2 separate regions of the Mus musculus genome follow, and region 2 is linked to region 1. The links are chromatin loops, found by intact Hi-C in ENCODE. Cell type or tissue: left cerebral cortex. All regions are shown on one strand. Links, peaks and the distances in the headings refer to the core of each region. The heading gives the core; the rest is flanking DNA. Region 1 overlaps Rtn1 (reticulon 1). Region 2 overlaps Gm33487 (a long non-coding RNA gene).

The links. Hi-C counts contacts between places; a loop is a spot of excess contacts. Peaks named below come from ENCODE experiments on the same cell type or tissue, not always from the same donor. Only the 100,000 strongest peaks of a DNase experiment are listed, where the experiment ranks them.
Region 2: it touches region 1 in a loop (4-fold over the local background); 11 of 42 quality-filtered maps call a loop at or near these places.

Annotation. Positions count from the first base shown.
Region 1 is chr12:72,282,201-72,289,321 of GRCm38, forward strand. All of the region lies in intron 3 of Rtn1 (reticulon 1), which reads right to left. Gm52013 (a long non-coding RNA gene) reads left to right here. Exons shown (of 3, transcript XR_003950281.1): 3 at 1-1,225. Among named protein-coding and RNA genes, the nearest start is that of Gm52013, 26 kb to the left of the region's middle. In left cerebral cortex, for the core only: a CTCF peak has its summit at 3,351; DNase peaks (open chromatin) are centred at 2,537 and 3,407; H3K4me3 peaks cover 922 bases; H3K27ac peaks cover 1,561 bases.
Region 2 is chr12:72,424,180-72,431,300 of GRCm38, forward strand. Gm33487 (a long non-coding RNA gene) reads right to left here. Exons shown (of 3, transcript XR_381676.2): 1 at 5,499-7,121; 2 at 3,071-3,314; 3 at 469-653. Among named protein-coding and RNA genes, the nearest start is that of Gm33487, 4.6 kb to the right of the region's middle. In left cerebral cortex, for the core only: CTCF peaks have their summits at 3,787 and 4,832 (motif pointing left); a DNase peak (open chromatin) is centred at 3,800.

The sequences.
Region 1 (7,121 bases), core at 1,967-4,466:
GAAAAGATGTATAAATCAGAAGACTGAAACAAAACCTAAAAAGCCTACATTTACATTGTATTGAATCTAGTTTCCTCATGACCCAGCAGGCCCACTGCTGGGTAAAAGTACATGAAAGCATGTATCCTCACAAAAATCTTCACATGAAGGCTCATGGTACAGAGTTATTCAAAATAGAAAAAAAATGGGAACAACCCATTCAAATGACTGGGTAAAAACAATGTGTTGTATCTCCTGTATGGAGTGTTAGTCGGCTGTAAGAGTGTCATATTGACACCTGCTACAAACTGATGTTTAAGAGAAAAAATAAGATACAAATAAACACATATTATTTGACTCCTATCTGAAATATACGCATAACAGGCAACTCTGAAGAACTAGAAGGCAGATTAGTGATTTGCGGGGCCTTCAAGAGAGGAGGCAGAGGAAGAGTGAGCTACAGGGCAGAGTTTCCGTCAGGAATACTGGAAATGTTACACTGTGGTGACAGGAGCGTAAATGAAGAAATAACCCGTGGACTATGGATGTCAGAATGGTGAATTTTCTGGCTTGTGGATTGTGTCTGAATAGATCTGATATAAAACAGTCACCAGCTGTAGTCTGCTGGTCCCGGTTGGTTCGAGATTCAGTCATAGCTGCCTGTTCCTTGCTCAACCCATCTGCAGAGCGACCTGAGTGGGTTCAATGCTCTCCAAGATTGTTCTCAGGACAAAAACAAAACCTCCCTCTTTGAAAAGGTGTGTTTTCACATGGACCGTGGAGATCCAGAAGTAATTGTCAGCAGCCGGAGGATTCACGTCAACACGTCTGCTGGGACAAGAGCACGACTGAATTTTACAAAAGTGTAATAGAGCCCCAGACCTTAGCACAACTGACGTCATGATGGGCGTACCATTCAGACCATAAAACTCAACGTGTAGACAGTACCACCTGCCAAAAACAAGCGTGCAGACCTACTCCATCAGAGCCCGTAGGTCCGGGGAAGTCTCTAGGTGGACTGACCCTGCTCTTCAGCTTCTGTGGCTATGCTTCTGGCTAACTGTTCTTGCTAACTGAAGTATGTCAACTCAGGATGGCGTTTTGGTGCCTAAAGGCACACCATGAGAAAGGGACTACGCTATGATAAGAACCTCTGAACATGAATCTTCACTTTAGAATCACTGCCCCCAAGAACAGCCAGACCTCTGTCAGATTCAAAGATCTACTGAAAGATTGAAAAAAAAAACTGCAAATGCCATGCGATGTTTAATGATTTTGATGTGGGCAGATTGCTCTTTCTGTCTTTGGGAGGATGAAATGAATGAGTATACAGGGTCCATCACCAGGGGAAGGGGAAACAGAAATGCTCAGAGTTTGAAACTTGCCAACACCAAAAGGCCTGTGCTCTTGAGGCTTTAGAAGCCCTGAGTTACTAGATCCTGAACACCAGCACACATCCCCACCTCACAGACTGGTTATGCAGTGGACGGAAAGCTGGCTTCTTAGTTTTAATTCAGTGTTGCCTGTGCAGACAGTAGAGATGTGATGGATGTTGGCGGTACAATCTAACTGCCAGCCACAGAGAGGCAAGAGGACTCAAGGGCACGCCAGTGGGGCAGCCAGAGAGACATCATGCTGGCCTTGTAGTTGGGGACCAGCAACACCATGGTCGGTAGGAGAGTCTGCCTCTCTGGAAAGTTGTGCCTCCAAAAAAGCACAGTATTTGATGCCAACCATGCACACTGGGCTGGGGGTAGAAAGAAATGGCTAATCAGAAAACCAGGCCCTTATTATGAATGTTCAGTGAGATGAAGTTTGTGCAGCTTTTATTGGCCAAACAAATAGTTTTCTGGTTCTATTGAGTAATATAAGACTGAAAGAAAACACTCTCTGTAGTCAAAAGAATAGGAGTGGCCTAAATCTCCTTGGTATCTGGAGTTACTGTGTTAAAAAAACACTCCTAAGAGCATACAATAAGAGGACATGCAATGCTTTTCCCTAGTCCCCAAACTCAATTTTACTTTTGCTTTCACACAGGTTACTGCAGGCTCCTGGCTTCAGGCTGGGGAGTATGAACAATCCAATACGAATGTGCAGCTTCCTCCATCCCTCCTCTCTGCCCCACTTTGTACCTGATCCCTGATGGCCTCTATGGAGGTTAAATGTTTAATTTCAGTTATACAAAGGTCTGTTGAGTTTCTCAAGCTATGCAGTAACTCCAAATGTACCACATAACAGGGAGAAGCCAGGTAGAAAACACATTTGCACCCCACCCCCCGCAGTAGTGTGTCATCATTTCAGCATCTGAAACTGGTACTCGGGCAATTGAAGCAACAATTATTTCTGTATTTGCCACCCCACCCCCAGTAAACCAAACAAATACTGTTATTACTTTTGGACAACCTAATCTCTTCCTTTGAAGTAAAGGGGAACGGGAAGAAGAACGGGATCAATATTCCACTAATAATCCCCCGGCCCCCAGATTTTGGAAGCTGTGGATAAATAAGTACAGAAAGATATGAATACAGATACGGCTCAGCTGTTGCAGTGTAAGTCAGCAACACAGAGAGGCCGGGGTAAGTGTGGCCTTCAGTGTGCCTGGAATGTTTTGTGACATCATTTTTAGCTGCATGTCTCTACCAATGTCTGGTTTCAAGGACTGGGTCTTAGTCACCTTAGGCTCCTCAGCTCCTACCCAGGAATTCCTATGTACTTGATTCAGGAATCCATGAGAGTGTGGGTATAGACACGTCTAATAACGTAAATAAAGATGAGCCTACATGACCTGCTTACAATTCTGATTGCTTGACTCTAGAACCTCCTACCACAACTACTGATAGAAATATTAGTCTTCTCATGATGTTCAGTGTTCAGATCAACTTGACTTCAAAGCTAGTAAAAGTAGGTCAAGAGAAATGAACCAGACTGCCTATACCTCTGGACTGGACTTAACTTCACACTGCCTATCACCACCTTGCTCTGAGTTATCTGGGTTCATTTGTGTGGATACATTAATCTCCTTCATGGATGGGATGTCAGGGCAGCAGACAGTCTTCCTGTTCTCCACTCCCTCCATTCCAATGTCTTCTAAAAAGCCCAGCATATACTCTGTTCTTAATAATCGTTTATTCAGTAACTTTACTGAGGTGGCAAATGTTCACCCACTGAGAGTCAGACTGCTATTTCAGATAAAGCAAAGGGACTTAGGAACACACTGACTGCTTAGTTACATCACACGCTTGCACGTGCTTCCCGAAGCTGAAGCACAAGTCTCCGGGAAAGGTGCATGGAGAGCCAAGAGAACATGATCCTTGGACAGCAGCCCCATGCGGTGATCAGTGGAAGAGTCGGCCCCATCAGTGTGCGAGGCTTGGGCTGCGTTCTACTGAGATGTTAAAAAGAAAGGGGACTTGCCGCACGGAAGCCAGATGGGCTTGAATGCCATGGAACTTACAGCAGATGGCACTCAAATATTAAGCTAACATTTGCCTATGCTCCAAGACGAGCCGTGTGAAGCTGGTTACATGATGTCTATTTAGAAACAAGCAGCAGATAGGAAAATAAATCTGGTATCGCTAAAGCTGTCTGCTAAAAGCAAACCTAGGCATTATCACCCAATGTACTTTTTGTACAAAGGAAATGTTGATATTCCTAAGGCTGAGTTAAGTCTAACGAAAACACCCAGAACAGGGCAGCAGGAGCCCACTCTCCCCGGAACCTGTTCAAAAAACAGGCTCGGTCTGATGAAGCCGTGAAAATCTGCTTCTGTGAATCCCATGGCAACAGTGGCAGTCCTCAGACAAACACTTTACAAACCAGATTTGTTTTTCTTCTTTCTAAATACCTTTGTGTGATATTTTTGGAAAATGTTGAAATACAACCGGCATTGCGTAAGGTGTAAACACACTGTTCCAAACGCTCCAGTTTTAGATCGGGTGTTTGTTAGTTTCTCACTAACCCACGGTGGTGACTCTGCTGGTAACCCTGCAGCATCCGGCTCTCTGGGGGATGCCCCAGAAAGTCTTGTCAGCTGAAAGTCAGACTCAATAACACTTACAAAGTGCAGTGGCTATCCAGTCAGAGGAGAAGATACTCTCGAGATTTATAAGCAGCGCAATGTCACAGCATATTGGCCATCCACTTTGCCTGGGTTCTTCAAGGCTTCCTCCCAGAGAAGAGGAGTCACGGAATAGTCTCTGATTTTCTCATTAAATCAGAAGTATAAAGACTATGAAATCTTGGTCACCAAAAAGTCAAGAGCAGAGCTAATAAGAGAGTCATACAACCATGTGAACAGTGAAGAATCTCATAATGATTCTCTATGTGTAAAAACTTTCCTGGTAAAAAATGTTTGTCATAGACAAAGGAGCCCTACCTAATAACCAACTAGCACACAGAGCGTTGCCCTGATTTCTGTCATCATTTAAGACACCTTTGCTCACATGCTAATTAAAATAGATCAACTGAAAGGGGGGAATTGGAAGAGTATTAGAGAAATATGACATATTTATTTAAAGTATCAATAGTTCTGAGGTTATGCAAGAAAAATGTTTCTGGTTTTGGATATGCACATTGAAACATTTCCATGATAGCAACTTTATTTTTAAAATACTTCCCCCAAAACCAATACAACCAACATGACAGGATCCTAGTGCTAAATTCTGCCAAGTTATAAATGAAAACTCATCCTGTTATTCTAATCTGTGAGTTGAAATTTTGCTTAGAGATCATTTTTAAATATCTCAATGTATAGATTATGGAGACTCATTCCAAATCATTAGTTAGAGTCAGGTATTTGAAGAGTCAGTCTTTACCTGCTACCAAAATATATATTGTTAATGGGCAGAAGTTCCTTGTCAATGCGTCTCAAATCCTGCCCATGGGCTTTAAAAAGGTGTGACGTGGGTAAAGAAGAAACAGCAAACAGTCAAGTCCTTCCAGTAGCACGCCTCCTTCCCACCGCTGAGACAAGAAGTTCTATGTGAAGCCTATTTCCTATTTGCTACATTGCACCATCCAAAGAGTGCATAGGCAAGCTTGTTTTCCATTTAAGATAACTGAAAGGGGTTTTTATGCAGACATTTTTTTATGAATGGAGTAACATTTTATGTGACAAACTCTCAAACCGTTGCTTATCTAGTCTAAAGGAGTCACCCCATATTTGTTATTGTGAAAACATTAAATCCTGCCTCACTGTTATTCAAATGTCTCGGAAATACCCGTTTACCAGAAGGTAGCAGTCCTGAAAAACAATGCAGACAAACCTTTATGTGGGAAGCTGCCTGATCTGAGGGTGATGTGCGGAGGGCAGCAACCTGGTATATGTCACACTGGATTCAAACAAGTCATTAAAGTCCTGTCTCTAAAGTTTCTACTGCCTTTTAGCTGTCTGGCTACAGCTGATAAAAACAGAGATTAGGGCTCAGGCTAAAGGTTAAGCCCAAGAAGGCAGCTGTGCCAGGTGGGCTTCACCAGATCCTGACAAAGTGGCTAATTCATACCTCTCATTGTTTGAGGGAATATGAATGATGAGGTTATCAAAGGGCAGGCTGCTGACTGGCAGGTGTGGGGCGTGGCTACCAAGGCAGAATTACATAGGCAGAGCATCAAGCCAGCCTCAGGAACACCTGGCCAGAAGGCTCATCCACCAAGGACAGCCCCCTTGCAGTCTCACATTCTCCTGGGTCCTTAAACAACCTGCAACCTGAGCATGTAGCATTTGAGGTAGTACAGAAAACACAGCCCAATTAAAAAATGGGAGTGTAATTGCTGCAATTTGTGATGTTCCAGTTCTATCAGCCTGACTACTTCAAAAGCATCACTCAGTTCATAATCTCATTACAATTGCAGAGAGGACAAAATATCTTTATCTTTATCATAGATAAGGCTTTGGAAGTTTTGGGCCAGTAAGTGATAGATGGGGATTCACACCCAAATCTGTCTTACTCTAGAACATCTATATCATTTGTCAAATCTCTATAATCACCTCAATAACAAACTTGGTTTTTAGTAAGGTTCTTCTGTATTCAGAGTACCAAAAAAAAATTATTCAGAAAGTTTTCCATTGTATGGAGGTTATAAAACTTTAGTAGATTGGCCTGTACACAAATGTTCTCCAGGTTCAGTTCAGCAAACAAACAGTTAAACGTTGGCCCACAGCGATGCCACCTTGGCTTATCAACTCCAATCTATTACTGACCACCTCCACGGAACCTCTAAAAGCATCTTTCCCTGCCAACTCCATTGCCCTTTCCAGAGCTGATCACCCCAGGGGAGTACAGCCAAGAGGCAAAGTCCTTCACCAGTAACAGCAGGTGATCTCCACACAGAGCTCTCTTTTTAATTGCTCCATTATTCTTTAACCTTTCACTAGGTATAATAACATTTAAATGGGCTTTGTGGGAAGAGCATAAACTACAAAGCACACTGGCATTCAGTGAAAGTCCACACCAGCAACTGCACCTCCTGTCTGGAGTCATCATCTGGGATTCATCTGCTCATCAAATGTTCATTGAGAAGCCACTGACTAGGAGGCTTCATGACAGACAACAGGGATACCCCAGTGAACAGAAGGCTGATCTCAAGGGTTTAGAGATAAAAGCAGTTGAGCAGGCCGTTAGGTGGTAAGTGCTGAGGAAGCTCAAACAAGAGATCAATGCACCAGAAGCGCTGGCTTTCTGCGGGCGCTCATGTATCATGACTGGTCAGGTTGATGTGGGTTCTGGCAGGCAAACCATGTTTGAGTTCCATTTCTGTTGCTATGATCAAATAACATAGCCACCACCAATTTGGGGGGCGGGGAGGTTTGTTTGACTTATAGTTCCAGTCCATTGTTCAGGGACATCAAGGTAGGAACCCAAAACCCATAGTCAGAGAAATGGTGCTGCCCACTATGGGTGGGAGTCTACCTTCATTGAGATGAGGACCAAATTGAAGATCACAAGAACACACACAGGGTAAATTGCATTAACTTGGTGGTGGTTAACTCTAACTAGACAGATATTGGCCTATGGGCGTTATGACCAACGATTATATTTGGGGATATTTAGAGTACACTGAAAACAGTGCTCAATACGACATGATAAATTGGGTCAGTTGGCTTTAGGACACCTCCCCAAGGTGACCTGCCCTACTGTATTGGA
Region 2 (7,121 bases), core at 2,375-4,874, 140 kb after region 1:
ACCTAATGTCTGAGTGTTTAGCGAATATTACTAACATTATGTGATCTATCAGCACAATGCCTCACACACGGTCTACAGGCTTGATTGATAGCTCTAAATCATCAAAGTAAAATAATCACTATAGCATCACAATTGCTTTAATCCAGTATTCAGTATTGGTCTGGAGCTGAGAAGGTGTACAATAGATAAAACTCCTGCCACACAAGCATGAGGACCTGAGTTTGAACCTTCAGACCCCGAGTAAAGCCAGATGTGGCTGTATGCATCCACAACCCCAGAAATCCTAGGGGAAAATGGGAAGGGAGACAGGAGAGTCTCTGGAAGCTCCCAGGCTGGGTAGGCATTGCTCACACTGGCAAACGACAAAGAGGTCCTGTTTCAAAAAGGGTGGAAGGTGAGAACGTGTGTCTAAGTGATCCTTCAGCCTTCATATATGCAGTTGCCACACTCATACATACACACATTGTGTATTGTGACATGTTGGCTGCTTTATTGACCTCTCATTTGTATCAACTGTTTTCACATTGCTGACACAATACCAGTCCAGAAACAATTCCAGGAAGGAAGGGTTTGCTCCGGCTTTCATTTGAAAGGGATCCATTCCATCGTGGGCTGGAGAGCATGAGGCTGGCTGGTCATGATGTATCTGCAGTCTGGAAACAAAGAAGACAAGGGAGCCTGGTCAGGACATGAAATCTCACCCCCAGTGACCCACTTCCTCCATCAAGTTCAACCTCCTCAAAATCTTACAACCTTTCAGAGAGCAACATCACCAGCTGGAAGCAAGGGTTCAAACACTTATGGGAGGTGCACCATGGGCAGTCTTGGGATTCACACTTGGTCCAAACCACCATTTTGTCTCATAACGTACATGCCTGTTGTACAGAGGTGACTGGTATACAGCAGATGCTTAACATATGAAAACTGGATTTATGAATTTATGAGAGGAGACTGTCCACCCTTTTTGAAACAGAACCTCTTTGTCGTTTGCCAGTGTGAGCAATGCCTACCCAGCCTGGGAGCTTCCAGAGACTCTCCTGTCTCCCTTCCCATTTTCCCCTAGGATTTCTGGGGTTGTGGATGCATACAGCCACATCTGGCTTTACTCGGGGTCTGAAGGTTCAAACTCAGGTCCTCATGCTTGTGTGGCAGGAGTTTTATCTATTGTACACCTTCTCAGCTCCAGACCAATACTGAATACTGGATTAAAGCAATTGTGATGCTATAGTGATTATTTTACTTTGATGATTTAGAGCTATCAATCAAGCCTGTAGACCGTGTGTGAAGAAGAAGACACTGAAGCATCACACAGGACTCACGTCAGAATCCTCAGCCTACTCCTCTGAAGGTTGACTTGAGATAAAGTCAAGATTTCCCCCAGGAACCTCTGAGTTTTGAGATATCCTCGGTCCTGGTTAAAATTGTATTTCTTCCTATAAAATAAGTGGTTAGCATTCAGCCCTCTATGCTTACTTGTGCCAGTTTCCTTCTCAAACATGGCGTCACTACTTGTGACTTGATCGTGCCTTGTTCTTCCAGTTCAGCCTCCTTTTACCTGTAAGTTTTTTTCACACTTCTCAGATACCTGAGTCACGTTCTGGCCTCCATTTCTCTCTGTTACCATGAGAGAGAAGCTCTTACACAATGGTGTTACCTTCAGTTTCAGAGATAAAAAATACCTTGACTTTCATGTTCTGTAATGCTTAGCTGTAACAAGGAATATGGTGTTGCCAATCTAGTCTGACAACATCATCAACCTGTACTGACTCTGCGTATGGTTCTACGCTTGGCTTGCACTGGCACAAACCAAGCCAGAACACCAGTCTTTCAGAAAGACCATTCTGATTTCTATGATGTTCACACATGTGAATTTAGATGTACTTTGTAACTGGCTAATTACCACGAAGTAAGTCTAACTTCCACTTAATAAAAGTTTTTTGGTGGGTCTAAAATATATATATACCTTGACAAAAGCAACTTAAGAGAAAGGGTCCTTCTAGCTGATAGTCTGACAGTCCATCACGGCAGAGGCATCAAGGCAGCAGGAGTGTGGAGCAGCTGTATGATGTAATGCATCAAGGAGCAGAGAGGGGAGTGCTTGCTGCTGCTCAGCCTCCTTTCTCTATTTACGTAGTTCAGAATCCCAGCGAGGGATGAGGATGCCAGAGGTGGCCAGGTCTTCTCATCTCAATCAATACAAGCAAGATGGCCTCCTCCTACAGACATGCCCAGAGGTTACCTCCTAGGTGAATCTAGAGTTGTCATGGTGATAGTTAACGCGAACCATCTTCAGGCATGCTACTGTCACAGATTAGAAGCTAGAAGTTGCAGATAGCTGGATCTGTTCAAGGAGGGGTGGGCACATTCTATCATGGCACACACAGAACTCGAGTCCTGGAAGTCTTGGTTGTTCTAGCCATCTCATATAAGCTTAGCATAAATGCTAGATTCTGAACAGAGTCTGGGAAAGCTGCAAGCCTTTCTAGAGGAGTAAAGATCAAATTTGAGGCAGATAACAAATCCTGAGAAATATAGTGGGAGCCATGGGATATATGTTACCCTCAGTGTGACAGAACTTGTGAAAATGAATCTATTGCCATGACTTGTTTTAAGGTTGACAATCAGTGCTTCTCATGTTAGTGAGGCAGGCACATTTGCTGCAAACTATACCCCTGGAGATGTAGCTCACACAGAATGCAGTGGTCATGGAATATTTTTCCCCCTTGGGAAAACACCGAGTGAAGCAAGCAGAGAGAAAGAGTCATGGTTACATGTCACCTGCTCAAGCTCATAGTTCTCTTGATTGCTTGAGTTGTTGCAACTTTGTAGGGTGACAGATTCAGGTAACTTCAAAACTAGTTTTATATTAGACTAGCTGCCCATGCTCAGTCATCTCCAGGGACCTCAAAATTAACCAGATTATTTTTTTTTCTTCTACTCCTTTCCAGTTGGGACCTCCACATGACAGAAATAAAACCTCAACTTTTATGAAAAAATGGGATTTCTAACTCATACCACAGCAAGTTTCCTATAGCACTGGCCTGGAGCACAGCTGGATGGGACTGTTCACCTGGGGTCGGATTCATTCTGTCTTCTGACAGGTGTGCTCCCTTCAGTGAGACGAGGGCCATTGGCTGTTCAAAACATCCATCCAACTGGCTTGCTCCAGCTGAGAACCATCTTCACGTGGGGTAGAGTGACTAGCTCATCTTATGTCACCTGGAATTTGTCCACCTTTAAAACAGAGTGCCAAGTGCCAGAGAAACTCCCAGTTCCAGACCAGACAAGAAGTTGGTCACCTCAGGTGAGATGACCTACAGAAAAGGAAAAAAAAACCCACTTTGTTATAAGAGAAAGGATAAAAGGGGGCTGAAGAAGGGGGAAACACTCCCCTTTACCTTAGCTGGGCCTATTAATTGTGAATGAAGTCCCCATTCCATTGTGCAGATTATGTTTTAAGGATAGGCCTATGCCTTCAGCCCAAGCCATCACTTTGGAGTGTTTCTTCATCATTGAACTCAAGCAGAGAGCAGGGTTTCTCTGCAGGACCTGAATACACTATCCAGGCCTTGGCCTGGCTCTGCTTGGTGGTCTTACACCTTGTGACCGTTTGGCTTTAATTCTCATACTCACCTCCGGTTCTGCTTATGTGTGTCTTAATCCTGCATTTGCTCTGGTCTTCCGGGCTTCTGCATACCACTGCTTCATCATGCTTAGATCCAGCCTGAAGTTCGCCCCCTTGGGTCTTAAGTGCAGTCACCTGCTTTCCTGCTCATGCAGCTCACTGCTGCCCCCACCTGTTCCCAGGTGGAATTCACTAGCTATTGATATTGGAGCTGAATGTGGGAGGGCTTGATACCTAGTTATAGTCAGTATCAAGCACGCGTGCGCGCACACGGCGGGGGAGTGGGGCGGCACACACACACACACACACACACACACACACACGGGGTGTGGCTCAGAGGAGTGAAGTAATTTTCCCAGATTTACAAAACTAGTCAGCTCTAAAATTACGTAGAACTCAAAATTTTGAACTCTTCCTACTGAACATGCTAATTCTATCTACTGTGGTGGGGGCACAGTAAACGTGCAACTGACAAGTTCTAAGATCCTCCCCTGTCTCTCTCTCTCTACATATCTTTGTTACCAGCACTCAGGAAGATCAAGTACATATAAAAGTACTTTTCAGGACTTTAAAAATGAATCTCAATTTCTAAGCCAAAATAGGATTTAAAGACATTTTTATATTTATTGAATTTTTTGCTTGCACATATGCATGTGCACCGTTTGCATGCCGGGTGCCCCTTGAGATCAGAATCCCCTGAGATTGCAGTTAGGATGGTTCTGAGCTATAAGGTTGGGTCTGGGAATTGAACCCAGATCCTCCAAAAGAGCCACATGCTCTTAAACACGGAGTCATCTCTCAAACCCAGAGAAGAAACAGTGTAAAATACATTGTAAAATTATGTCCTAATAACTAATCGACTAGTATCTAAGCTTTCTAAATGTATTCACTGTTAATCATGATTATTATGTCATTTTTCCTACATGAGCCTAATGCTGCTCTAAACCAGTGGTTTTCAACGGTGGCTGACATTATCAGGGCCCCTGAGTCAAAGCTGATTTGTTTCTGTTAAGACATTAGATACAAATGCAGTTTGATAAACCATGGTCTCTTTTAAGTCAACTATCTCTAATAATTTCAAAACTTGTGGCTGAAGAGATGGCTCAGTGGTTAAGAGCACTGACTGCTCTTCTAGAGGTTCTGAGTTCAAATCCCAGCAACCACATGGTGGCTCCCAAACATCTGTAATGGTATCCAACGCCCTCTTCTGGTGTGTCTGAAGACAGTTACGGTGTACTCACATACATAAAATAAGTAAATAGATCTTTATTTTTAAAAAAAAGAATTTCAAAACTGTAAAATAATGTGTATTTCATTAAAGTTTCCGTGTAGCAAATAGGGCTACTTCATGCAAATACATTATTTCATATTGACTTGTAAGATATTAGTTAGAGCAATCTTGCTTCAGCCTCTAGAGTAGATTAACTTCAGCTATATCATTATGCACTTTTTAAATTTCCAAATTTTAAATAAAATCTCTCAGTAATTTTTAAAAGTAAGAAGGAGATCCAATCCAAAGGTTTGAGGACAGTTGTTATAATCAGAAAGTCTTACCTGGCATGATGGCGCACACCTTTAATCTTAGCATTTAGGAGACAAAGGCAGGCAGATCTCTGTGAGTTCAAGCTCGACCTGGTCTATATAGTTAATGAGTTCCAGGGCAACCAGAGATACATAGTGAGATCCTGTCTCAAAAAAAAAAATGTTCTCGTTATGTGTACTAGGGGATAGCACGCAGGCCCTTCTACATGCTAGGCAAGAACTAAGGAACATCTTGGTTAAATTCTAAATTAAAAACTAATAAATGTTGTTTGGTATTCCACAAAAAAGAGAACTACATTATTGTCATCTTCAAGAATCAATAAACTCTTACTTTGAAGCATCCTTTTATAGTTCAGGCTTGAGTTCATGTGACTTGGGCTCAAATAGCACTACCGCTGTGTAGCAACTTAGTTAAGCTAAAAGGGAAAGGGAATGGAAAGAAAACCCATGATAAAATCAAGCACCACTGTTTTGAAAGACTGCAAGGATGGGCTTTTATTTCATTAAATGTCCCGCCTAGCTGGAAGGTTCTTAATGACAATCTGGAACACAGAGTCATTCGAAACAAGGGCTGCAGACAAATTATATAACCACTAGAGCTGAAGGAAAGAACGTACCAGGGAAGGGACGCCCCAAAGCTAAGCACATGCAATCTCAGGCACAGCGATCTCATGTCTCTCACCTTCCCTTCTTCCTTCTGCTCTGGACTCAAGCGAGAGCCTGCAGCACTGGGACAGAGTGGGAGCCACACTTAATGGTTAATCCCTTTGAAAGAGCTGGATATGGGAAAGATATTAGTAATTTCTCTTAAATAACTCCTATACAGGTATTGTTTTTAATTGAACTAACTTTCATTTGTAAACAGGTCTCTGTCATAAAGAAAACTGTCATTGTCTCATGCACACACTTGCTACCATTGTACCCTGTACACACTTGCTGTCATTGTACCCTGTACACAGTTGCTGCCATTGTACCATGTACACTTACTGCTTTCCAAACGTGAGACTTCTAGAGACCTGAGAGCAGATTGAAATAGATTTACATTATGGTTCATAACAGTAGCAAAATTACAGTTATGAAGTAGCAGCGAAAATAATTTTATGGTTGGGGGCCACCATAACACAAGGAACTGTATGGAAGGGCTTAAGAAGGTTGAGAACCACGAGTTTAAAGGCTGCTGATAAGCATGATGAGCCCCTAGTTGAGTCACTGGTGGCGAGAGCACAGACAGGTGGCTTAATCAGCTGAGAAAGAAAGTAGGAGTGGCAGTGAACACAGTGGCCAGAGAACACTCAGGGATCAGAGTGAGGCTGTCATGCATGCCTCCCACCAGGAATGAAAGTCTGTCCAGTTAAGAAATAAAATAAAGGGCCTGGAGGTGCCACTCAGTCCCTAGGGCTGTTTTGACAATTACTGTGCTGTACTTCTGAGATGGAGCTATTGCTGACTAAGAAGAAAAGGGTAGCACCTGAGCCCAACACGTCCCTGTTAGGCATGGTTTCTGGTTATGGTTAGTCTTCTACTTGTCCACAACTGTGATGTAATAGGAGCCATTTGATTGGCAGACACGGAGAGTTAGGTAAAATCAATCTAGACTAATGTAGAAGACAGTTCAAATCCCCTTTGCCTGTTTCATAAAAGAATAGCACACATACCAAAGCACATATGTTATCTACAAAGTCTTAATGAAAATATGGTGTTTGTGGAAAGAGAAACTCTGAAAGACATGATCGGAGCCCTCATCAGAGCCCAGCAGTGGTCTGCTTTGTTGCCCTGGATGCTGGTCTTCTGGAACTCCACACTCTCTGTCTCTCCTAAACCCCATCAGGAGAGTCTAGTGTGGTAAGCCTTGCCATTTCTGGGCCTACCTCTGGCCTCGCTATAACCACTCCAAGCCTCTCCCATGCAAGATCTTAGGTTGGTAGAAACCCAGATGGGCCCTTAACTAGTTACT